Linked DNA regions of Mus musculus: regions 1 and 3 are each linked to region 2. Evidence: chromatin loops called from intact Hi-C (ENCODE). Cell type or tissue: gastrocnemius. All regions are shown on one strand.

Region 1 (8,000 bases), 490 kb before region 2:
TAATTACTTTGTGGTCCTTTAAAAACTCAGACCAAGTTACAGATTATACTACTCTGTGATGGAAACAGCAAAAAGTCTCTCTGTCTCTGTGTCTCTGTCTCTCTGCGTCTGTCACTCTCTGTCTCTCTCTGTATGTCTCTGTCTCTCTCTGTCTGTCTCTGTCTCTCTGTCTCTTTCTGTCTCTGTCTCTCTCTGTGTGTCTGTCTCTGTCTCTGTCTCTGTCTGTCTCTCTCTGTCTCTCTCTGTCTCTCTGTCTGTCTCTCTATCTCCGTCTCTGTCTCTCTGTCTGTCTGTCTGTCTCTCTCTCTCTCCCTCTCTGTGTCTGCAGGCATACACGTGTCATGGCAAGCATGAGGAGGTCAGAGGATAACCAGCGGGAGTGGGCATTTTCTCCGAAAGCAGGATCCTGAGCTCTGGCTCAGCACATTAGGATTGTGTGAGAAATGGTTCTGTCTGTTGAGCCTTCTTGCCAGACCCTAGGAAGGAATTTTTTATTGGCTTACATCTGCTATCAAAACCGAGGTCCAACAGTTTTAGGAACGATATTATCTCTGATTCCTGCTTAACCTTCCTCCTTGCTTGTCCCAAGCCTTAGACACATTTGCCATTCTTCCAAATGCTGCTGTTTCTCCAGCATAGTGTTTTGGTTCATTATGTCCTGTTCGATAACCTGACCCTTATCTCTCCTCACCTCTTTGTGCCTTTTGAGATCTCCAGTCATATTGCGAATTATGCTATTTTATGATGAAAACTTTTAAATAACATCTTGAACCTTAATACAGTGTTTCCTTTTTCTGTATTCTTCAGGTCTCAGTTCAGGTGATATTGCTTCTGTGGACTCTTCCTTACATGGCACTGTGCTCAGGAGCCTCCTGAGACTTTTCTACATTGTATCTGACCCAGATCAGTCAGTATTTGTTCATTATTTTCAGTGTGCTTTTTCACTTGTATATATTTCTTAGTTTGGATGACACATTATATAATCACTCCTTTAAATTCACATCCCAGATCTGTGTGCTATGCAGACCTTATGGCTTTCCTAGGCTTTATTCTCTTAGTTGTACATCTTGTGCTTCATATGCAATTATAGGTCCTTGTTTGATGGCTGCTCTTTGTTTGCCTGGTGTTCAGGAATCCCTGGGCTTGATCCCAAGAACTACATGAACTGTATGTATTGGCGTCTACCTGCAATCCCAGCACCCAATGGCGTGGGAACAACAGAAGTATCACAAGTTCAAGATCATCTTTGGCCACAGAGCAAGCAAGAACCGGGGTGGCATACGTGCGTTCCTATCTGAAAACAGAAACAAGACACAAACCAATGCCAGATTCATAAGAAAAAATTATTTATTTTAAACATTTACTTATTTATGTAATGTGAATGACTGTATGTGTACCACATGTGTGTAAGAGCTTGTGGATGTGTGTCACATCCGCTGGAGCTAGAGCTATAGATGTATGTGAGCTTCAAGGAACTGTCACCAGGGTCCTCTCGAAGGACAGAAAAACATTGCGAACCACTGAGCCCTCACCCTAGCAGTAGAAGTCTCTTATGGCATCAGCTCATGTATTACATTTGCATACAGAGTGATCATAGATACAAAACTCCAAAGGATGGGTAGAATTTAGACTTCTAGAGTGGGAGAAAAAATATGGAAAAATGGCCAGGCAAAGTATGAAAAACAAAGAACATAGGTTTTTGTTTTGTGGGGTTTTTGTTTGTTTGTTTGTTTACCTTATTATGCAGATCTAAGTCAGTGCAATCTCCATTGCTCAGAGTTGTTGAAAGACTTTCTCTTCTTCTCTTCCTGAGATGGGAGAGAGAGAAAGAGAGAGAGAGAGAGAGAGAGAGAGAGAGAGAGAGAGAGAGAGAGAGATCTGTAGCCCAAACAGACCTTAAACTGGGGGGTCATCATGTCTCAGCATTCAAATTACAGGCCTGTGCCACTAGGGAAGGAGACATCTCTAGAATGGTGGCGTCCTCAGTAAAAAACAACAAACACACAACAGTCATTCCTATGTTTCAGGAGGAGAAAACTTGTGCTTGGATGTAGACTGTTCCTGCTTCTATTGTTTTCAGCGATTTTTGTTTTTTATTTGTTTGTTCCCTTAAAATAATCCTTATGCCAAAGTGACAATTTCTGGGTAGAATGCTTATGAATTGGAGATGTGGGACAGTTCCAGAAGGATGTACTACATGGTGGCAGGGGAACATTTCGTTCTGTAAACTGCGCAGGGTGTGAAGTGGAACATGGCCTACCATTGTGTGGTCTACTTGTATTGAAAGGCAGTACATGGTGCAACACTTTGATTCCCAAAATGATTCATCACCATAGCATCGGAACAATACTTTATAAGCAGTGGCTGTGGTCCTTAGATAAGTGATTATTTTCATTCATTACATTTTGTTCCTATTTTCTAGGGCACTTGGAATGGCTGTGTTGCCTCCTGAAGGCCATGAGAATATAGGCAAATTTTTTTTCTACTTTGGATTCTCACTTTGGGCAATAGCCATAGAATTCAGGCCTTTCACACATCCTTAAAGCCTTCCACCTGGCCATTGTGTTGGAAGCGTGTGCTTAGGTTTAACTGAGCAAGACTCCAAAAAAGAGACACAGTGGTTTCTTTGCGGAAATGTCTACAGTAGAGTTACAAGTCAAATTGTTACTGGAATACAGGCAGACTTTTATTTATCCAATTAAATCTCTGGCATCATTTTTTAAAATATGGATAATTGCAGGTTGCTACTATTCTCCCTTTAATTGGTTTTGACTATGCGCAATGATTTTCTGATCTCTCCAGCTGCTTCATTAGAATTAAAGAGAGAAAATGACCTCATGATCCCCCTCTCTCCATCTAATGAGGAAAAAAAAAAGCAGGAAACCAGAAATGCAAATGTATTTTCTTGACTCTTTTTTTCTTCTAATACAAACATAATGATAACTGGCTCTCTCTGCCTTAGCTACTTCCAGTTAGGATTATGCAATAGAAGGCTCCATGTGGATCTGACAGTTGTAGGCGAGGCACCGGTGTGGTCCAAAAGCAGTGTGGATAAGTGAGAAATGATCTGAGAGAACAAGGAGGAGGGAACGGTAATAAATCATTAATGATAATCAGGAAGATCTTGATAAGTCAGTGGTTCTCGTCTACAAGTCTCTAAGGCTTCATCAAATCCCCTGACTGCCACCAGCATCGGAATGAGAAGTCTTGGCTACGTGCCATCCTGTCATCCTTCCCTGTGTCTTTTACTGCTTCACATCATACCTTGCTCCTCCCAGATCATCAACTCTCATAGCTCTTAGGAATTAAAAGGCTCCCTCTACAGACTCTTCTCTTTTGAGGACTTCAAGACAGAACTTGCTGCGGCCACTAGAGGACTCTCTCTTCTTTGGAAAAGACGAGAGAGAGAGAGAGAGAGAGAGAGAGAGAGAGAGAGAGAGAGAGAGAGAGAGAGAGAGAGAGAGAGCGAGAGAGAGAGAGAGAGAGCGAGAGCGAGAGCGAGAGAGAGAGAGAGAGAGAGAGAGAGAGAGAGAGAGAGAGAGAGAGAGAGAAGTCATAATGAAGTACAAGCTTGGAATGACAAAGGTTACAGTCAAGCAGGATATAAAACTAACTAGTGCGATTTTCAAAGGCGTGCCTGTGTCTGCAGAGAGGACTTCCCTCCTGTGGTGACTGAGATTCCTAAGGTCAGGACACAGGCTGATACAAATGGCCACTACCACACAAAAAGCACTTTGAACTCCCTATTCTACTGGTCTTCAATGGCAGTTCAAAGGGAGAAGGCTACAAGCTGAAGGGGAGACAGTGCAGGTCGAGAAGGCTGGTGGCCACAAGCGTCTAGTGAGCTGACCCATTACTCTTTCTGAAGAACTTAATACCTAGCCATTTTATTCCCTTAGCATATTGAAATAGATGGAATGATGCAATTATGTGTATTAGATAATTAATATTAGTTAAATAATGGCATATATACATATATATATATATATACATATATATACATTCAGATTTATGGTATTAAGAAAATGAAGACACCATACCCCTAAAATGGACACCCCTAAAATGTATATACCTGTGTTCTTCTCTTTTGTTTGTTTGTTTGTTTGTTTTGACAAAGGTTCTCACTATTTATCACTGGCTAACCTGTTATATAGACTAGGCTGGCCTTGAACTTACAGAGATCTCCCTGTTTCTTTCCAAGTGCTGGGATTAAAGGCGTGTTTCACCATGCATAACCTGTGTACTTCTTAGTAGGGGAATTGATGAAAAAGTAGATATGGGAGAGGGGCATGCTAGGAAGAAGAGCATGTGTTTACAGACTATGGACTGGGGAGTCTTACCCATCCTCTTTGATCATCCCCTTTTCTGGGTCCTGGCATTTTCAAACATAAGCATCATGTTTCATGGCAGCTATAGGAAGTGTGCCTAGCACAGAAGTGTCCAACTTCCTGCCTTGGGGCAACGTCAGAAGTTCTTTTCCAAGTTTTATGTCCTACCTCAGGGGGAAAAGGCAGGCAAAGGCCCTGAGTGGGTCCTTGTGGCTTCTAATGTTTTCTCAAATATTTTAAGGATAATGTGCACTCTATCTGGAGCAAAACTATCTACCTCATAAATAGTGAAAATTAAAGGCATATACATTAAGGTTCATTGCCTGAACTCAGGCAATGGCATATGCATATACAAACATATATGCAGGTAATATGCTTATATGCATATGATATGTATGTGTATGTGTGTGGGATGTGTAAATACATGCACAATCATTCATCAAATGTGGTCGACATTTTAAAATCTTTTTATTCATTTTTTGTCAATTTCCCATCATGCACACCAATTCCACCCACCTCCCCATCCCTCTTTCTGCCTTTGTAATCCCTCAAACAAAACAAACAAAACCAACCAAACAAAAATGAACAAGGAAACAAGACCTGCAAAATTATCTGACCGTGAAGCTGCTGTGTGTCATGGTTTGTCACAGAGTATACCCTTTGGTCCAGACAGCTGTAGTTGTAAATGTTCATTGCAATGAGTCATTTGTCTGGTTCTAGGACTTTGGCTTCTGCTACACTATCAATACTGGATCCTCACTGGGACTCCTCTCTGATACCCTGTTGTGGCCCTGTGTCACAGAGTTCCTGCAGCTTAAGAGCTGCGGGATCTGCCCCTTTACTTGCTCCAGGAGTTCATAGATGGGGTAGATGTTGGGGTGGGCCAACTTATAACCCTGGATCTGGGCTTGCGTAGTAGTTGAGTTGGTCACCACCAGTGCCAGCTCTCTTACTTTGCCCAGGTGAGGGTCTCCTGCCTGTAACAGCTGGTAAGGGGCAGACTAACCATCCCATTCTTACGTCTTTGGGGCCAGCTCTCCCACACTCATGCCACCAGAGTCATCTCTCCAGCACTGACCCTGCTAGTTCTAAGTACTGCAACCATCAAGGAGCAGGGTTAGCTCTCTTGACTCTCCAGCTCTAGCCCTCAGGATCAGCTCGCCCCCACCCTCTCCACCAAGGCCAATTCTGCTGTGCTGCCCAGGTAAGGTAAGTTGCCCACTCTCCCACTCTCATGGCCTCGGGGCCAGCTCTCCCATGCTGCCCGCTCAAGCGGTAAGGTCAGCTCTCATACCCATGGCACTGCATAGCCATCAAGGGGTGATATTTTTCTTCTCAATGTGTACATGTAGAGTCATATTTGGAGAAGTGAAGTCATAGAAACTTTTGAAAATCAGACTCAGGAAATTTCTTGTAACCATTTTATAAAGACTTGAAAGGCAATGTCACTGGAAAAGCTGTTAGAAGAATCAAAAGTGAAAGTTTGGCAGAATGATAAAAATTAGCTTTGGCAAATGTCCTGGGCTATGGATTTAGAGCTAAAGAGGTAGTGGGAAAATCCTTTCAAGACAGAATGCACCATAAGAAACACTCAGTAACAAGAAACAGACATTATTGTGATCATGCTGGAAACAATAAGTAAAAGTTAATACTTGGTAATAGAGTTGGAAAAGTGAAAGTGGCTGACATGGTGTTAGCATCTGAGGAGATGTGTGATGCCAGCTCAGAGATGCTGAAGCATGCTTTTCAGTGGGAATGTCACAAGGTTAGACAGACAGAGGAAGAAGAGAAGGAAACAAACTTATTAAATGTCTACAATCTAGAAAATATACAAAGAGTTTGAACATCTACAAGTTTACCTGAAAATAAGAAAATGCTAGTCTTTTTTAACCTGTATCTGAGTTCTCATCTAATCTAATTAGGAAAGCATTCAATGTCATTGTTAGAACTTGTTCCATCCATCTATCCCTCCATTCACTCATCCCCCACCCACCCACTCATCCATTTATCCATCCATCCATCCATCCATCCATCCATCCATCCATCCATCCATCCAATTATCTAGATAAAACTTAATACACTTTATTTAAGAAGGACAGGCAAAACCCTTAGTCCTCCGTTTGTGAGGACCATTATTTTTGTTGTTGTTGTTCTTTTTGTTGGTGGATGGCTCTGCTTAGGTTCCTCTCATACACTTACATGTTGCCCTCTGAAGAAATCAGTAGCTATTCTTGGGATAATTATATTTTTTGGAGCTCTTTTGGAGCTCTGATTCATCCCCCCCTCCCCATAAGATATCCCACTACCTTCTAAGTTCTGCTTTCGGTTATATTATAGGCCCCAACTCTCCTTTAGATAAGCGCAGTATTGGTTCACCAAACAGTCTAGTGTTATATGGAATAGAGAAATTAAGAATCAGAAGAAATTTAATTTAATTGGCTAATCAAATAATTAATCAAAATTACAAAATTAATATTTATACCTACAGATCATACTATAGTGTATGTATATGTGATGCATCTTCTATTCATTAGTACATTTAATAGGTTAAATGTGATATGTATTTAGAATATAAATATTAATTTTTTAAATTCTTAAATATTTAACATTTATTTGTTAACCTCTGAAGATCATCTATAGTCTATTCTTATAGTTTGGCATAGATTTTAATATTTAATATCTATTCTATATTTTTCTAGCTTTAGTATGTACTATTCCTTTCTGAGGAATATCTTGATGGGAATGGTACCCACAAAATTTGGGACTTGAGATATTTGAAATTGAAATTGCTACTAGTTACCACCTTCTTCAATTCCCCAAACCCAGTCAAGGGGACTTCTACACTTACCTGCACTGTTAGTCATTTACTTTCCAAAGGGGCATGTAGCTCTTACTCATCGTGTGCACGTCTCCCTGCCTCTGCTCTGTGTCTAGCCATAGAGATGCAGCATCCTGTGGACAAGGTCCACTGCTAGCAGAGGTAGCTTATAGATATGTTGCAGGTTTACCAATCACTGTCCTGGGGGTCTTTGAGGATGACCATCTGCTGCTGATTTCCTTCCCCTTAGAGTCCCAGACAGTTCTCCCATTTGAGAAGTCTTGTACAATGGCCATCTCAAAGGATATAAAGAGTCCCTGTTCCTTCCTATTTGTTACTGCATTCATTCAGCTTGCATCAGGTTTCCATAGCCTTAGACTCCAAAGTTTGCAGCATGTTTTACTCTCAAACGCCAGGAGACACTAACATTTAAACTTTCTACTATGGAAAGTTAACAAGTAACTGTTAACAAAGATATGCTTTAAATAGACTCCATGAACCTTATATCCTTCCACAGCATACTCTCCAAATAATTCCTAAGTGGCTAGACATGGTCAATGTGTAGAAAGACCAAAGGCACCTTAAGCTAGTTATTCCCAAATGCCCTGATGGGGATTCTGTCTCTCTATATTCTTGCTAACAGTGGAGCCTATGTTCTGTAGTCCCTGAATTAAGGTGTCCTGTCCACCTTTTTGTTTCTGCTAATTTCCTTTGTGTTGTGTTCTTATTTTGATTTTTTTTAAAAAAATCTGTCTCAGATTCATCATTTTATATCTTTTGCCTATTTTCTACAGGGTTGTTAATCTACTTTTATTTTTTCAGAAGGATATGCACATCATAATGTGGGATAACTT
Region 2 (8,000 bases):
GCCAGGGTATCTAAATGTCTTGTTTTGGTTCCTTCAGACTTTTTTTCCATCTCAGTGAACTGTCACACATTCACCCAGGCAGCTTGGGATAGGTGCCTGCTTCCAACGTGGTTGGGGAAGTTGGGGTGGATTCTGAAGTCCACATGTAAGTGCTGGTAGAGGCAATCCCCCAGCTTCTACAGCTACGATGACTCTCAACCGGAACTAGTCCGGAAGCAGTCTTGTGTTCTAGAGAGGTTGTTCTTTTTGATTTGTTTTGTTTTGTTGTTGTTTGTTTATTTTCACGTATTCAACTCAAAATGTATAGCGTTTTATTTCTGCGGTAACTACGGTTTACATTTACAGTCTCCCACCCAACGTTAACAGAAATAGGAACCCTTGTCACTGCAGTATGGTTAATGAAGACACGGTACATAGAATGTCAACTCTGCTGATTCTGGTTGGTATCAAAGCCTGCACACCCACAAAGTGGGCTTTATAACACAGTGTAAACACCAGGAACTGTCAAATGAAATCTTATGTGACACAAGCTTTAGGGTTTCCCTTAACAGATTGTTTTGTTGATACCATTAACAGTTTCCTGCAGTCTTCCTGGTCTAGAACTGTAGGACTCAATATGGCAGTGGCTTAAACTGCAGGCTGTTGTGACATGAGAAGGCACTGGATTTTGGAAACCTAGTGTTCAAAAGAGTATAGTGGTGCACACTTATAACCTCAGCAGTCATCATGAGTGCATGAGTTCGAGGCCAGCCAGCGCTACATAACAATACCCTGTTTTTTTTTTTTCTTTTTGAAAGATGGTTAAAATGTTTTGTATGTATTGAATCAATTGTAGAATACAGTGATACAATTCAAGCTAACGGCATTTCTTTGTGCCTATGAGATGTGGCTACTGAAAATTTTAAATCACACCTGAAATCCCTTTTGTGATTCATGCCATGTTCTTTGGAGTGTGGCAAAATGACTAGTGGTTCCATTTGCGCGTGATCGGTTACACATGTACACATAGCACACGTGTGTTCAAGTCTCTATGGTGTGCATTTCTGTTTTCTCATAACTTTCTACTGGGAAAACTATCACTACTCCATTTCTTTCCAGAGAATCCTTTTTTCCATTCTGCTGACTTAGCAGATTCTCACCTTTCATCAGCCAGCCGAAGCACCATTTTCCTGATAAAATGTTTTCTGACCCCCTTGGCCTAATATCCATACCTCAGATAAAAATAACCACTCCGTTCTCAAGGGCATGACAGTCACTTGGCCAACGCCTACAGAATGCCTTCTTTTTGCTCATCACCAGGCTACGTGTTGGAGGTAGCTCCATTCGAGTAGGGGCAGGGCTTAGATTTTATTCTAGAAGAGAATGTTGACAAGCTGAGCATTACAACAACTGGCGTGAAGGATGCTGAACATGAGTCGTGTAAAAAGCACATGAAAATCTCTCAATCTCAGACTACTGGTAGATATGCGCAGGAGAATAAACTAAAATATTGAATTCCAGTGGCCTGAGAAACATTAAGAAAGTTTGTTTGTTTGTTTGTTTGTTTGTTTATTTATATTTTATTTGCCTTGGTGTTTTGCCTGCATGTATGTCTGTGTAAGGGTGTCAGATCCAGGAGTTACAGACAGATAGATGTGAACTGCCATGTGGGTGCTGGGAATTGATCCCGAGTCCTCTGACAGAGTAGACGGTGTTCTTAAGCACTGAGCCATGTCTCTAGAGCCAAGTGATAGACTTTGTATAACACATAGGTTTAGGTCTATAAACCGAATGACATCTTTTCCATTACACACGCTTCTTATGAGAACTGGCCTCCAAATAACAAATCACTGCAGAGACATTTGTACATTCCCTATACTCCAATATCCACATAATGATTCCCCTTAGCCTGGACACTTGTATTTTTATAAATATAAAATTATTAAATACACAGTAGGAGCTGGGAGAGACCAGTCAGCATGTATGCGACTCCATTCCTGGGAACAGAGAAAAGTTGTGTGTATTTGTGTGGCTGTATGTGCTGTGCACACGTGCAGAGTTCAGAGGATAACTTTATGGAGCGTGTTTCCAAGGATCAGATTCAGGTAGCCAGGCTTATGCGCTAAGTGCTTTTACCTTTGAGCCATCTTACTGTCTCAGTACTGATTTTCTTTCTAACAGAAAGAATAAACTCAAAATGATCTTCTCACAATTAGCAATTCTACATAAGCTATGCAGTTCATTCAACACACGTGTGTTATCAAGAAGAGTCCAGGATTTTACTTATTACATTGGGTGGGGGTGGTCTGCTTTGGTATATCGTCTAATATATAGCTGTTGGAGTTTTAGCACTGATACTGGGCAAGCAGAACAAACGAGATTTAGCTTGCTGGGGCAATCTCGGAGATCTAAAACCTCCTTAAAAAGTGAGAATGTTTTTCAGAGTGACACTTGAGTGGGCTCAAATATCTGTCTCCACGTCTGTCACTGCAGCCCTCCATGGGAGCTTCACTCTCCTACAGGCCATTTATTACTTAGCTTACCTTTATATTAATTGTGACAAGCTATCTGGACTCTCAATGTGTTCCAGAGAAGAAACTGCCAATCAAAAGAGAAGGAAATGTTTGCCTACTGGTAAGAGAAGCTTGAAATACGGTGTGTGTGTGTGTGTGTGTGTGTGTGTGTGTGTGTGTGTGTGTGTTGCAGGGGCTTGAACCCATTGCCTTACACTCATTAGTATCTCTTTGCTTCATCCTTATCTCAGTTTTACAAAACTGGGTCTCCTTTTGGAACTTCATCCTTGCACTTGCTAAAACGTTCTAGAAGACCTCCACCTTCCCACTTCCTGTCTCAGCCTCCCAGTAGTTGGGATTACAGGCCAGTACCACCTTGGCTAAATGAAAGCATTTGTTGAATCTGCTATAGTCTACCACAACGATGCCTTTTAATAAAACTGACATTGAATTTAAAAAAATGGCACATTAAATTGGGATACATTTAGAATGTCTTTGTATAATATTTACAAAAAAAAAAAAAACTAAAGAGCTAATAAGTTACAATTATGCTGGTCATTTAATTTGCAATTATTTGCTTTTTGTCAATCCCGGATAAATGATGCCGGACAGGTAATGATGCCTGGGATTAATGCTGCCTTTACTAATTTGCTTTAAGCAGATTTTGAACTGCGGCATATGCGAGTGCTATGCTGTTACATGAGATTGACACTACCTTAGATGACAACAGATTGCATAGGTGAGTCACTAGGAGGACAGATAATAAGTATTTTAAAATGCACCATCATCGCCATTAAGGAAAATATTTCCTGCATGTGCTCAGGACTGTGCTAGAATATAGCTTTATTAAGAATTGATTTGAAAAATTGCCTTTACTTTAAAGATTGGGAAGATACCCCAGACGTTTTTCATTTGAAAAATCCGAAAAATAGCTATAGAGCTATTATATAACAGTAAAGAATACGGTTGGGTCACTTGGATAATTTTTGGTTTTGGTGTGCATCAATAACTGCTTCCAAATGCTACCGAAATTCTTAAGGATATGAAAACATATGAGAGTAGAAAGCTTCATCCACAAAATTGTCTTAGTAAGTATTTTAAGGCAGGGATAGCACTTCAGAGTTTAGGGTGAATCGAAGATGTACTTTAGCCTTTTTTTTTTTTTTTTAATGTCAAACAAAAACAACTTCTGCAACCACAAGTCTTCCCGCAGGTAATTCTTTTCATGACTAGAGTCAAAAACAAACGAGACAGAGACATCTGGGGTAGGGGGAGCGTTAAAAGGAGGCTTCACAAGTAAGATATGAAGGGAGTAGAGAGAATAGGTTTTAAAAGCAGAAAACACAAGGCGAGGAAGAGATCATGGTTTCTTATTTTTCTCTCCTCCCTCCACTTTCTCGCCTCACCAATCTGTTAGCCCACCTCAAATTTAGAGGCGGGTTCAGCGAGACCAGGCTGCAGGAAACCCAAGTTTCCCTGCATTGCCACCCTGGCTATATGATGTAATTGTTATTTATTGAGACTCTGAACCCAGCAAGAGCTGCTTTAAAGAAGTGACAGCCCATCTCCTAGTCCTGTTGGGTCAGATCCTTCCTGGGGGTGGTGCAGTTTGGCGGGCAGACCCTGCTGGAGACTTCGCAGTGACAAAGCAGCAGAAGAGAAACCAGGTTCCTGGGTCCTGCGTCCGTCTAGGGAGCTAGCTGTGCACTCCTCAGGTCTCCTTTCCAGTTTTCCGCTTGGAATCATGCCATATTTATCACTGGGTCCTACTAGGTGCTGAGCATGGGGTCAAAATGACCTAGAGTTATACAGCGCCGCAGCTTCCGGGATTTGAGCGGGACACAGATTTTAAGGAGGTGGAAATTGAGGGTGGGTAAAGGGCGCCAAAAGAACGCGTGTTTGTGGGGTGAAACGGGAGAAAGGGAGACACTTAAGGTGCCAGCACGTAGGCTGGGGAACCTGGGGTAGGATTAAGGTGCCCCGACGCCCCTGTGGTGCCCCCAGCGTTTGCCCCGGCACGGGTGACATGGGCGATCGCCTGGCCCCTAGCGGGGAATCTGTCCAGGCGGCTGGCTGGACGGGGCTGGGAAGCCAGGGCGCCGGCTCGGGAAGCACAGCACCCCCTCCTTCTCCGGGTCCAACCGCGTCCTCTCTCTGCCTTCAAGGCCGATCAGTCCCGGACCCCCACCCGGAGCACCGGCGAGGAGGCCTGCAGACGCCCGGTGGGCTCCCCGGCTCCGCCGAGCCTCCGGGTGCGCGCTCGGCCCGGGTGACAATGGGAGGGAGGGGCAGAAAAGGGTTAAGAAACTTGGCTGAAGAGCTGAATGGCGTGGAGCAGCGAGGGGAGGGACCCGGCCGCCGCGAAGTCGGCGGCGGAGGGAGGAGCGCGGCTGCGGCGGGCGGGCGGCGAGCGAGGCGCTCAAAGTCAGCCTCGCAGACATTGCAGCAGAGCCCCGAACTCGGGAGGCGACGGCGACCGCGGCGCAGGCGGAGGACGAGCCGGCCCCAGCCCGCCCGAGCGCAGCGCCCGTGGCCTCGCGCGGCCGCAGGGCACGGCTAACCTGGGAAGGAGGGAGCGACGCGGATCGGCGGCCCGGAGCCGCGGCGGCCTCGGTGAGTGGCAATCGCGGCCCGGGCTCCGTGCGGAGCTCGCGGGAGCGGACGCCGCGCCGCCCGGGCACGGCCTGGGTGCGCGGCCCGTGGAGGCGGCGGAGGCCGGGGGAGGCCCGCGGGGAGCTCCGGGAACACGGATCCCGGGGACAGCCCTCCGCCGCGCCCCGCTCCGGCTCTCCCCTGGAACTCGCGGGCCCGGCCGGCGCAGCCGCCAAGTTGTGGAGTTCCCAGCCGCGGGCTCGTCCGTGCCAGCCTTGGCGCGAGGGGCGCAGCCGCCCTGGGTGTTCTGCGCCGGGACCCACGCGGGTGGCCGGGTCGCGGGGCCCCGGTCGAGCTCGCCCGCCCAGCTGCCCCCGTTGGCCCCGAGCCCCGGGCGCTGGCTGCCGCGCCGCTCGGTCCTGCCGCCCAGCGGTGCTCTCGGTGGCGCCCGCGCTGCTCCCCGCCTATCGCTGCCGTCTCCCTTGCGCGGTGCTCGCCGATCCCCGGCCGGGAAAAGTGACTCGGAGAAGGGGCAGCACTGAGCCCCAGGCCCGGCCTGCTGGGCACGAGCTCCCCGCTTGCCGAGGGAGGGCGAGGCTCCTTGCACCCGAGGCCTCAGCCCAGTTCCCCCAGCATCCGAGAGGGGGTTCACTCGCATGAGCCTGGTAAAGTCCGGGGAGACCGCTCTCCTCTCTGGTGCCACTGTCCTCCTTTAATACTATTGTTGTTAGAAGAAACCCTCTAGCGTGCAAACATTCCCCAGACCCTCCTATCCCTTTCCAAAGTACTTTCCAAATTTTAATCAGGAGTTGATATTCAGACTGAAGGAACAAAGGAATCCACTGTGTTTAAAAGGCGGACAGGCAGAGAGTCTGACACATGTTGATCTCTAAGGCATTCCAGGAGTTTCTACCTTCCATCATGTCAGTAATTTAACTGGATTCTGGAGGTCGTAAACGAAAAACGGAACGTTAGGTAATTTCACGTTAAAATACTTTGTCGTCGTCGTTGTTGTTTTAATTAATGGGTCATTTTAGTTGGGGGAAAGTCCGGACATGATTAGGTGCAAGAACTTTTAACTCATTTTTTTGTGGCACCAGGCTGGAGTTTGTCTGCTCATGTAAGCTGATTGTGACACTGAAGGAAAACCGTGTTTTTAGAGAAAGAGAGACAGACTAAAAGTAAACCAAGATTGGCATGTCTGTCTGTCTGTCTGTGTCTGTGTATACGAATACATGCTTAAATGATGTGTGGTCTGTGTTTCTTGGGTTTTGTAAAGCAGGGGCTTTAGTAATTCTTTAAAGTTATGAATTACATTGAACCCGCTTATTAGTGAATCACAGGTTTAGCAAGTGGGCGGCATCTTCCAGATGCAATTATCCAGTGTTTAATCATCAGGTTGCCACCTTTGTCTAAGAGTGAAATAAGTCGACTTTTTAAACAAACGGTGCTTCCTATGCACGGCCCCTAAGAGTGGCTGCTGTCTGGAGTATGTTGAAATCTTCCACTTCCAAGTGAGTTGCCCTGGTTTTGCCCAGCAGTTTGGTAATATCCAACAGGGTTTAATTGATTCAGGGACTTCAAAACCAACAGGAAATTTCTGTACAGGACTTAGTTACTGTAGACAAAGAAGGAGAGTCAGAATTGTAGCAGGCAGTACCTGCAAACCAGATACTTACTCCAGCCTGTTTTATAATAACTCTACTGGGGACACTTCTCTCCACACTTAGCCTTTCAGGGACTGGAGCATGAAGAAAATATACTTAAAAAGTAGACATACAAACTCTAAGGAGGGAAGTTCGGTTGCTGCTTGTTTGTATACAGATGAGTCCTGTGAAGTGCCTTCAAGATACTTGGAAACCAGGCTTCAGTGGCTACGAGAAGACTTAGAGCCACCTATCTGTGTTTCCAAACTTTGCCGAACTTGAATTTTTATAATCGAGAGATCTGAAAATATTGTGCGTTAGCAATGGCAAAATGTTTGTGGATAAGGCCAAGGCTTTGACTCCTACAGCTTTAAGAGCAAAACATTGTGATTAAAAAATAACCTATACCACCACCTAGAGTCTGTTTGTTAGTCTATTGCTCTTGGAGTCTGCTTACGTTGACACATCCCTTATGGTTCCTGTATAGTCAAAACATGATTAGAAGTTTAGGCTTTCCAAAGGCCATCCCGGAGAACAATTATTTCAGTAATGCATAGCAAGTGCCAATTTAAATTACCCATGCCGCTTTCGGAATCAAAAATTATGACATATCAACTCAAGTGGGCTAGTCTCCAGAAGATATTAACTCAAAAGAAAAAAAAAATTTTTTAAAGATAGCTTCTTTTAGCTTGTGCTCCAAGGTGGCTCTGACTGTGCAAAGATTTTCCTGTGTTATTAGAGATTCAAGAAATATTACAAAATAAGTGTTCTCAGTGCCTTGAGAGGTTCTGGGGTGGGGAGGTGGGGGACAGAAGCTATGATTAAAAAAATATAGAGAGGGAGGAGTGGTGCCACTTACCAACAGTTTGGATGTGGAGAAGGTTAGGGAGTAGAGAGTCGATGCCTGTGAGATCATGTGTTTGAGCATACAGTCAGTGTGAAGGGAAGTGCTATACAACCTGTCCTGCTGGAGGACTGTTTGCAGGGAAGCAGTCTGTTAAACAGGAGGCCTGAAGGAGGCACCCTCTGCCATGTGGCTTATCACATTGTCCAAGGAGGGAGTAAGGCTCCTCCTTCCACGGTGTCGCCTGAAAGATGGCCTCCCAGATCTTTAATTAAATATCAGCCGAACAGAGAGAACTAGAGCACTGCATTAATTCTGCCAGACATCACTATTTTAGAACATTGAGGACAACCAAAAAAAATGAATTAACTCCTATCTGAAAGCAGAGTTTTGAGGAAGGTGACAGATGAGGCAAAATATGTCAAT
Region 3 (8,000 bases), 170 kb after region 2:
TTTCTCTTCTTTTCTCTTCCTTTCACTTCTCTTCTCTTCTCTTCTCTTCTCTTCTCTTCTCTTCTCTTCTCTTCTCTTCTCTTCTCTTCTCTTCTCTTCTCTTCTCTTCTCTTCTCTTCTCTCCTCTCCTCTCCTCTCCTCTCCTCTCCTCTCCTCTCCTCTCCTCTCCTCTCCTCTCCTCTCCTCTCCTCTCCTCTCCTCTCTTTTTCTTTCCTTTCCTCTCCCTTTCTCTTCCTTTCTTTTCCATTCTTTTCTGGCAAAAAATTTTAAATTTCACCTTTCTTTATAGCTGAATAAAACTCTACTGTTCACATGTACCCCATTCTAATTACTCATTTGTCCATTGATGGCATATGGATTGATTCTGTTTTCTAGTTATTGTGACTAGAAAAACAATGAACACATCCATGGAAGCATTGCTGTAGCAGGAGATGCAGTCCTCTGAGTATATATGAGAGTGGCATGGTACTTCTGTTTTCAGTTGTACATGAAATCTCCATATTTGTTTCCAGAATGACTTCCCCGACCAACTGTTTGTAAGGATGGCTTACCCTCCTATGGACAGAATATAAGTTTCTCTATATTTATTGTAATTTGCTACTTTAATGATAGCCATTATAACTAAGTAGGAAGAGAGATCAAAGTAGTTTTTAGCTTACATTTATCTGGTGGTTAAAAATGGCCAATACTTTAAAAAACTATTCCTAGACATTTGAGGTTCTTTTGAGAGCTTTCTGATTCTATGGCCTGCTTTTCAGCTTAGTTGTTCATGGTTTTAATGCTTAACTTTTTTTCCTTTAGTTGGCTGTATTTCAGACACTAATTCTCTGAATTAATATTTAGACACATGTACAGTTGGCAAAGTCTTCTCTGGAGGCTGCCTCTTCACTCACTGATTGTCACTTTCCTTTGTTATATAGAATGGTCATAGTTTCATGAGGTCTCCCCTCCATCAGTTGTTGGCTTTATTTACTGTACAACTAGAGTCCTGCCCAGGAAGTCCTTACTGAGTCTGTATGTCAAAGTATAATTCCTATGATTTCCTCTGGCAGTTTCAGAATTTCAGATCTTACACTGAGGTATTTAATCCATTTTATGTGTGTTTTGTGCAGAATAAGAGATAAAAATTTGATTTCATACTTCTGTACGTAATATTCAGTTTTCCAAGCACTGTTTGTTGAAGATGCTGCCTTTTCTCTATGCATGTTTTTTGGCATCTTCACCAACGTTTGGGTGGTTGTAGTTGTGTAGACTTCTATCTGTATCCAGTGGTCCATTTATCTGTATGTTTCTCCATGTGCCAGCACCATGCTGATTTTGATATTGAGGCTCTGAGGTACAACCTGAAGTCAGGTATGGTGACTTCTCTAGCAGTTTACTTCTTGTTTAGGTTTGGGTTGATGACCCAGGATTGTTTATGCTTCCACATACATAATATTGCTTTTCCACATTTTTTTGAGGAATGATGGTGGGATTTTGATTGGAATAGCATGGGACCTATAGATTGCTTTTAGTATGAAAGTCAGTTTCACAATATTTCTTCTTCCAACCCAAGAACACAGGAGGTCTTTCCATCTTCCAATGTCTATATCTCTGTCTGTCTGTCTGTCTTCCTTCCCTCCCTTCCCTCCCTCCCTCCCTCCCTCCCTCCCTCCCTTCCTCCCTCCCTCTCTTTCTTTCTTCCTCCCTCCCTTCCTTTCTTCCTCCCTCCCTCCCTCCCTCCCTCCCTCTCTCTTTCTTTGTTTCCTTCTTTCTGTCTCTCTCTCCCTTCCTTCCTTCCTTCCTTCCTTCCTTCCTTCCTTCCTTCCTTCCTTCCTTCCTTCCTTCCTTCTTTCCTTCCTTCCTCCCCCGTCCCCCTCCTCCTCCTCCCCTCCTCCCCCTCCTCCTCCTGCTTTTCCTCCTCTTCTTCTTTGTCTTGGTTTTTCAAGATAGGGTTTCTCAGTTAGTCCTGACTTTTCCTGGAATTCTCTCTATAGACCAAGCTGGCCTCATATTCAGAGATTTGCGTTCCTCTACCAAGTGCTGAGATTAAAGGTGTGTGACACCACAGCTTGACTCCAATGTCTTCTCTAATTCTTCAGTATCTTAAGGTTTTCATCGTAGGAATCTTTTGTCTCATTGAATAGCTTTATTCCAACATATTTTATTTTTCAATGCTAAATATTACTTTTTTTACTGGAGTAGGATTTAAATACATGAAATAATTTTGAGAGGTATCACATGTATATAGCGTCCTATACTAAGGCATTACATACATCTATTCATTTAGAACTTCAATTCCATTCTTTCAAAAAAAAATCCCCACCGTGTTCTAATTTTATATGGGTATTGTTTCTTAAACTTATTTTTGGTTCCATAAATGTTCAATGTTTCTATTATACATTACAGGTAGAATATTTTACTTTCAGCCAAAATGAAATGGATCCCATACTGGGGCTTACTGAGAAGCAACTGTGGCTTGTAGAAACCATCAGATATGTCACCACTCATGAAGAATAGAGGAAGAGGAAGGGAAAAGCATGGTGACTGCCTCAGCATTTTTAAGATCTCTTGTTCATCTTTATGTCAAGGGTCCACACGCATATATGTCTTTCTTCAAAAAATACTGGAAAACTAGAGGACATGGGAAGACTTACTGTAGAACTATTTTTGCTTTACTTTTGGGGAAATAAATGGAAGGATGTATATTAACTCAGAGTGGATATGCCCTTTGTGTATGATTGAGCTTGCTCTGCTATATAGTCATATAGTTCATTGGTTGATGTAGGCAAACTATGGTTATGAACTTGACAAGCCCTAACATATACATGGTCATAGAGTGTGAGGTTTTTTCGGTGTCTCAAGGAACCTCAGCATATTAGGAACTGGGAAGAATCTTGTTGAGACTGTAGTATGGTTGTTTGAAAAAAATACAGTGCAGGGCTTAGTGGTCTTAAGGTATGCAGTAGACTTCCATGGTGAACTACTCTAAGCCAGGCTTCTGAAAACTATAGTGCTCTATTGTCTCGAGGTTCTTTGGAGTTGTTGGAAGCTACAGGCCACCTCTACAATCTGTAGGGTAACTCTTTGTTGCCTTTCCTGATTCTCTTATGGTTCTCCAGAAATTTTTGGTTGCCTTGGTTTGGGAGTGCACAACAATCTGTCTGTACTGTCACATTGTGTCTCTAACATCAGAGACACATTTATGGATAAGAGTACCAGAAATATTGGCGGAAGGGTCAGCCTACTCTAGTATGACCTCATCCTATTACAAATTACATCTGCAATGACTCTACTTCCAAGTAAGGTCATATTTCTGGGGCCCCAGGAGTTGGATTTTAATGCAAATTTTTAAGGAAAGTAGCAATATCATTCAAAAATATTAAATATGTGATGTCCAAGCACTCACTGTGTTTTACATTGAAGAAATGATTAGTGGCTTTGGAGAGCACTGAGATCAAACTCAAAGCAAAGTTCACAGCAGTGGCTTAGTGAGTGTCAAGTGGATAAGGGTCCCTGTGAACAAGAGAAGTGCATAATCCGAAGTCAACAGAACGCTGAGGATTTGAGAGTCTTTGAGAATCCTAGCTGCTCATCAGTGTACAGTGAAGGAGTCTTAAGGCAGCAAGTACATTTTCTTAGTGAAGTAATATAGAATGAAATGCTCTAGTTCACTAAAGTTTATATTTATATGGTTACTAACATAATCATGTGTTTGGTTATGTGCTTCCTGTCAACACAAACTCTTAGACTATTACAGTCAGTTCAAAAACACTTATACTGACGTAAGCTTATTGGGTTATATGAGAGTACATGTATACTCACATGTTTTTCCATACTTTATAGTATTCCCCAAGAGTCAAAACATTGCTCAGTTATAAAACGTAGCCAATTTGTCATAACACAGTGGTCTAGAAAGAGAAGGGCATTCACAGTTTATAATCTGAAAAGACTGCTTTTCCCTCAGAGTCTAGAGAAATCACTGGTTCATTTTTCTATGAGGAAGTCAAAGTTTGTTCAACATTTGGAGTTTCTGACTCTCTGTTTCTCATGCACAGGACCCTGGGTTCAGTTCCCAGAACTAAAGAAACAAAATTGAATCCCCTTTGTTCAAACTTGGCAAGACAAAGTAATTAGCAGTGCTTCCAGGTTGTTTTGTTTCCTAGTGTATCGTATATTTAAATATACTTTATGTGTTGTGGATGTTTTTCAGTGAAAATGGAATGTTTTTATAGGCAATTAGTATTTTCAATTAACTAATTGATATTAAAACTGTGTATAGAAGGTTGTTTGCTTCAGGATAGTATTGGGTTTCAATAATAACTTTTGATTCAGGAAAATTCTATACAAATGTGTTCCTATTTCCTTTTCCTAATCTCTCTTGAGAAAGCAAACACGAGTGAATATGTACTTAGCATTTGTTGGTGGGACGGAAGGACTGCTTGGCTCAACTTTGAACCTGGAGCATTTTTCTTTCTAAATCAATGAGTCTTTCCTGCTGAAAGCTCTACTGGTAGAGAGAGAAGCATTAGAGCCCAGAAGCAGGGGAAACCATCCTTGACAGGTTCAATGTTGCCCCCCTCAGGAGTGTCTATGCAATGGAACGTTGCGATCACCGCCCAAGGGTTTGAAGTGCTGAGGTGCAGTCAAACCTTTGAACTTAGGTTGAAAGAGCAAGTGAACATAAACAACACAGAAATCACTCTTCTCCATCTGAACTGGAGGCCGAAGAAAATGCTCTCTATTTGTGTGTGCAGAGCCAGCCTTGCCCTGAGGGGAAAGATGATTCTTTTGATAGCCTGGGAAGTAGCATTTTCTGTAAGAGAAGTTCTTAGGTTATAGGAACTTTCTGGTGACTCACACTAGCTGGCTTCTTCGGTTGAGCTGGGCAGCCCATAATCTCTTCGGGTTCAGCTTTAGGAAATTGCCCCCTAATGGGCTTTAGGTGACAGGCAGTGTCTGGACGTAGGAAGGGGAATTATTGTAGTTGACCCAGAATGGACATGGGACTTTGGAACCTCCTGGATAACATAGTTGCTTACCTTCTTGTTATCAGCCTGAAAAACTTAATCAAGTGACACACTTTTAGTCCCCTGACTGTCTCATGACCAACGGGAAGATCTTAGGCAAAGCTCAATCCAGGAAGATTGTCATAAAGTTTTCGACTGGACTCTGCCTCAGGAAAAGTTTAGCGTGTCCTGGCTTGCGTTCATAATGCTGACTCTGAGAGCTTAAGGTTTTGCCTTTTTTTTTTTTTTTTTTTGTGCCCTTTGTGGTGTTAGGAAGCAATCACAGGAATGCACACATGGTAGGAGATGTTCCGTCATGCAGGTGTATCCCTAGCCTGAAGGAGTAATGTGTTCTGGAATACAGTAAGTAACGTTCTTAAGCTCACGTACAGAACACCATGTAGCAGATTCATTCCTGTTTTTACAAAGGCTGTGGAATGGAGGAACCATAGACTTGCTAAAGGTTAGTGATGTCAGGAATGAGGAAAGACTTGTTCACGTGGAAGAGAATCTCATCCAAAGCTATGGCAATACTAAAACATTACTGTGGCAGCTCTCTCTTGCACGTCCACGCTTGCCCAAGTTTGCTAGGCAGAAGACCCTGGAGTCCATTTCAGAGGAACGTTTTGTGTTCACAGTGACATGGCTGTCACTCTTACAAAGCATCTGCTTTCTGTGCCATTAATCACACTTCTTTTACAAATATAATTAAATAGAAGTGATGACAAATTGGAGTAATGCTTTTATCTTAATAGTAGGCTTTAAGTATTTGGCTGATGCTATGATGTCTTTGTTAGACACGAGAAAGAGGATTATAATATACAAAGTCATGAAATATTTGTTCTATGCAAAGAAAGGAATCCTCAATCATTTTTATTTACATTCCTGTACAACCTGGGTCAGTCTGCCCCAGGAAATTCTCTTTTCTAGAGAAGTCTGCACACTGACCTCGTAGAGTAAACTTAGAGCATGGAACAAAGTCAGCCAAGGCTTTTGTTTGTTATGCATAATTATTGCCAGTTTCCTAGACTAAGACAGGGAATCATTAGTCTAAATAATTTTGGACAAAACTGATTTATTACTTAATTTAAATTTTTTTCATGTTCTTTAGATAGTAAAAAAAAAAAAAAAACAACAACATTTCTCTTCACTTTAGGATAAAAATAACAAACCAATCCATTAGTTACATAATTTTAGATTCTACTTCACCAGAAACATGTATTTTTTTTTTTAAACAATTGATTTTATTTTATTTTTTTAAAAAGATCAAAGACAGTCAAGTCAGGGACATGTCTTTAGCAGTTTGCATTGGTATAGTCGATTTAATTAAATAAAAGAGAAAGTAGAAGAAATCCCAGTTAGTTATGGAAAGTTAAACTATGTTATAAATATGGCTAAAGTAAGGGAATTTGTATGCCTTATATTTTAAAGGCACTGATAGGGTGGAAATAGGAGTGGCCAGCAGGGGGCTTTTTAGACTTCATCCACCTTCCAGTGTAGGAAACTGAAATGACTTTTTTCCTAAGAAAGGAACTGAGTGGGGAAGCTGAGCCCCTGTGCTTGGACAACAGTCAAGTTCCCTTCTGCTAACTCCTGTCTTCCTTTTCCCTCTCCAATCTTATTTTCCAAGACCTGGTAGGTGTGGCCCACGTGCTGGACTGAGTTATCGCAGGTCTTCAGTCCTCACCTTACACTCCACCTCTGAGAGCTTCCTGGGGAGGAATGGAATGATTGCTCCCTAGTAGAGATAAACTGAAAGGGGGTTCAGAGCAAAACGAAAAGCACATTTTAGTTATACGGGTGATGTGATAGTTCTAGAGAAAATGGCTTCATCTTCCTCGTGGATTTGCAGGGAGCACTCTGGAGCCAGGACTGGAAGGAGTAAAGGAGCGCCGGACAAGGCAGTCTTATACGACATTCTTTTGTTTGTTTTTGTTTTTTGGTTTTGCAAGACAGGGTTTCTCTGTGTAGCCCTGGCTGTCCTGGAACTCACTTTGTAGACCAGGCTGGCCTCGAACTCAGAAATCCGCCTGCCTCTGCCTCCCAAATGCTGGGATTAAAGGTGTGCGCCACCACGCCCAGCCTTATACGACATTCTTATTTACTTATTTTATTCGTTTGTGTTACTCTTATTGCTTTGAGTCAGGGTAGCTCAGGTTTTGCTGTGTAGCCCAGGTTGGCCTTGAATCCATGATCCTCCTATCTCCATCTACTGAATACTAAGATATTAGGCACGAGTGACTATGTCTGCTTTTAATGAGCCATTTTAAAAGAATGTATTTTCTCAGCAATTTGGAAGTATGTGACGGGTGTCCACACTGGTGAAGCCATCTAGAAACAAATTCTCATTGATTCTGCTACACAGCACCAAACTATCTACATTCAAAAAAATTCACTTCCCATTTTTTTTCCTTCTCTATATCTATTTTCTAAACATAGGCACATTTTAAAAGTGAGGCAGAGCTATTCACAGAGAGTAAATAAAAGGTAAAGACATTTTGTGTTAACTGAGCGAAATCCCAAGAGAAGTGAAAGCTGACCTCATCTGATTTTTCAAATAAGAATTAAGTCTTGACAGAGACATCCAGCCATGTTTCTAAAATTAGCTTAGATGTTCCAAGTAATTCAAAAGTCAGGAATTCTCAGTTCAATGTTCAAGGTACAAAATCCTTTTAGAATTTTGTTTTAACTTGAAGAAAATGAAACTTTGATTGTTGAAATAAGGCAGACAGTTGAGAACAGCTGGCCTAGGGGTCACGCTTACCAAACTGTGCCACACGGCACTGGGACAGGGGTTACTAAGACCAGGGAATGAGCCTGTGGCTTCTTCATATGCTGACAGTGGAAGCCCAGATTGGGACGGATGGTACACAGGGCCTTGCTGTAAAGTACAATTCAGAATTCAAGTGATCTGAACTCATGTGCTGGGTTCCACACCCCCAGGGGGATGTTTTAGAAAGTGGGGCCTTTGTTAAGAGATGAGGAAACTAAGAAAGAGCCCGGATCAATGTG

What was found. A loop is a pair of places that touch in the nucleus more often than their neighbours do. Peaks named below come from ENCODE experiments on the same cell type or tissue, not always from the same donor. Only the 100,000 strongest peaks of a DNase experiment are listed, where the experiment ranks them.
Region 1: it touches region 2 in a loop (3-fold over the local background); 10 of 42 quality-filtered maps call a loop at or near these places.
Region 3: a loop joins it to region 2, with 6 times the contacts of the local background. A loop is called at or near these places in 15 of 42 quality-filtered maps.

Annotation. Positions count from the first base shown.
Region 1 is chr16:76,861,633-76,869,632 of GRCm38, reverse strand. No RefSeq gene overlaps it. Among named protein-coding and RNA genes, the nearest start is that of Gm30790, 87 kb to the right of the region's middle. In gastrocnemius, a CTCF peak has its summit at 3,357 (motif pointing right); DNase peaks (open chromatin) are centred at 3,288 and 3,676; H3K4me3 peaks cover 390 bases; H3K27ac peaks cover 321 bases.
Region 2 is chr16:76,369,977-76,377,976 of GRCm38, reverse strand. Nrip1 (nuclear receptor interacting protein 1) reads left to right here and starts at 4,928. Exons shown (of 4, transcript NM_173440.3): 1 at 4,928-5,105. In gastrocnemius, CTCF peaks have their summits at 4,530, 5,546, 7,140 and 7,736 (motif pointing right); DNase peaks (open chromatin) are centred at 4,137, 4,787, 5,430 and 7,751; H3K4me3 peaks cover 4,320 bases; H3K27ac peaks cover 4,536 bases.
Region 3 is chr16:76,198,944-76,206,943 of GRCm38, reverse strand. All of the region lies in intron 2 of Gm30507 (a long non-coding RNA gene), which reads left to right. Among named protein-coding and RNA genes, the nearest start is that of Gm30507, 47 kb to the left of the region's middle. In gastrocnemius, CTCF peaks have their summits at 4,551 and 6,434 (motif pointing right); DNase peaks (open chromatin) are centred at 4,567 and 6,471.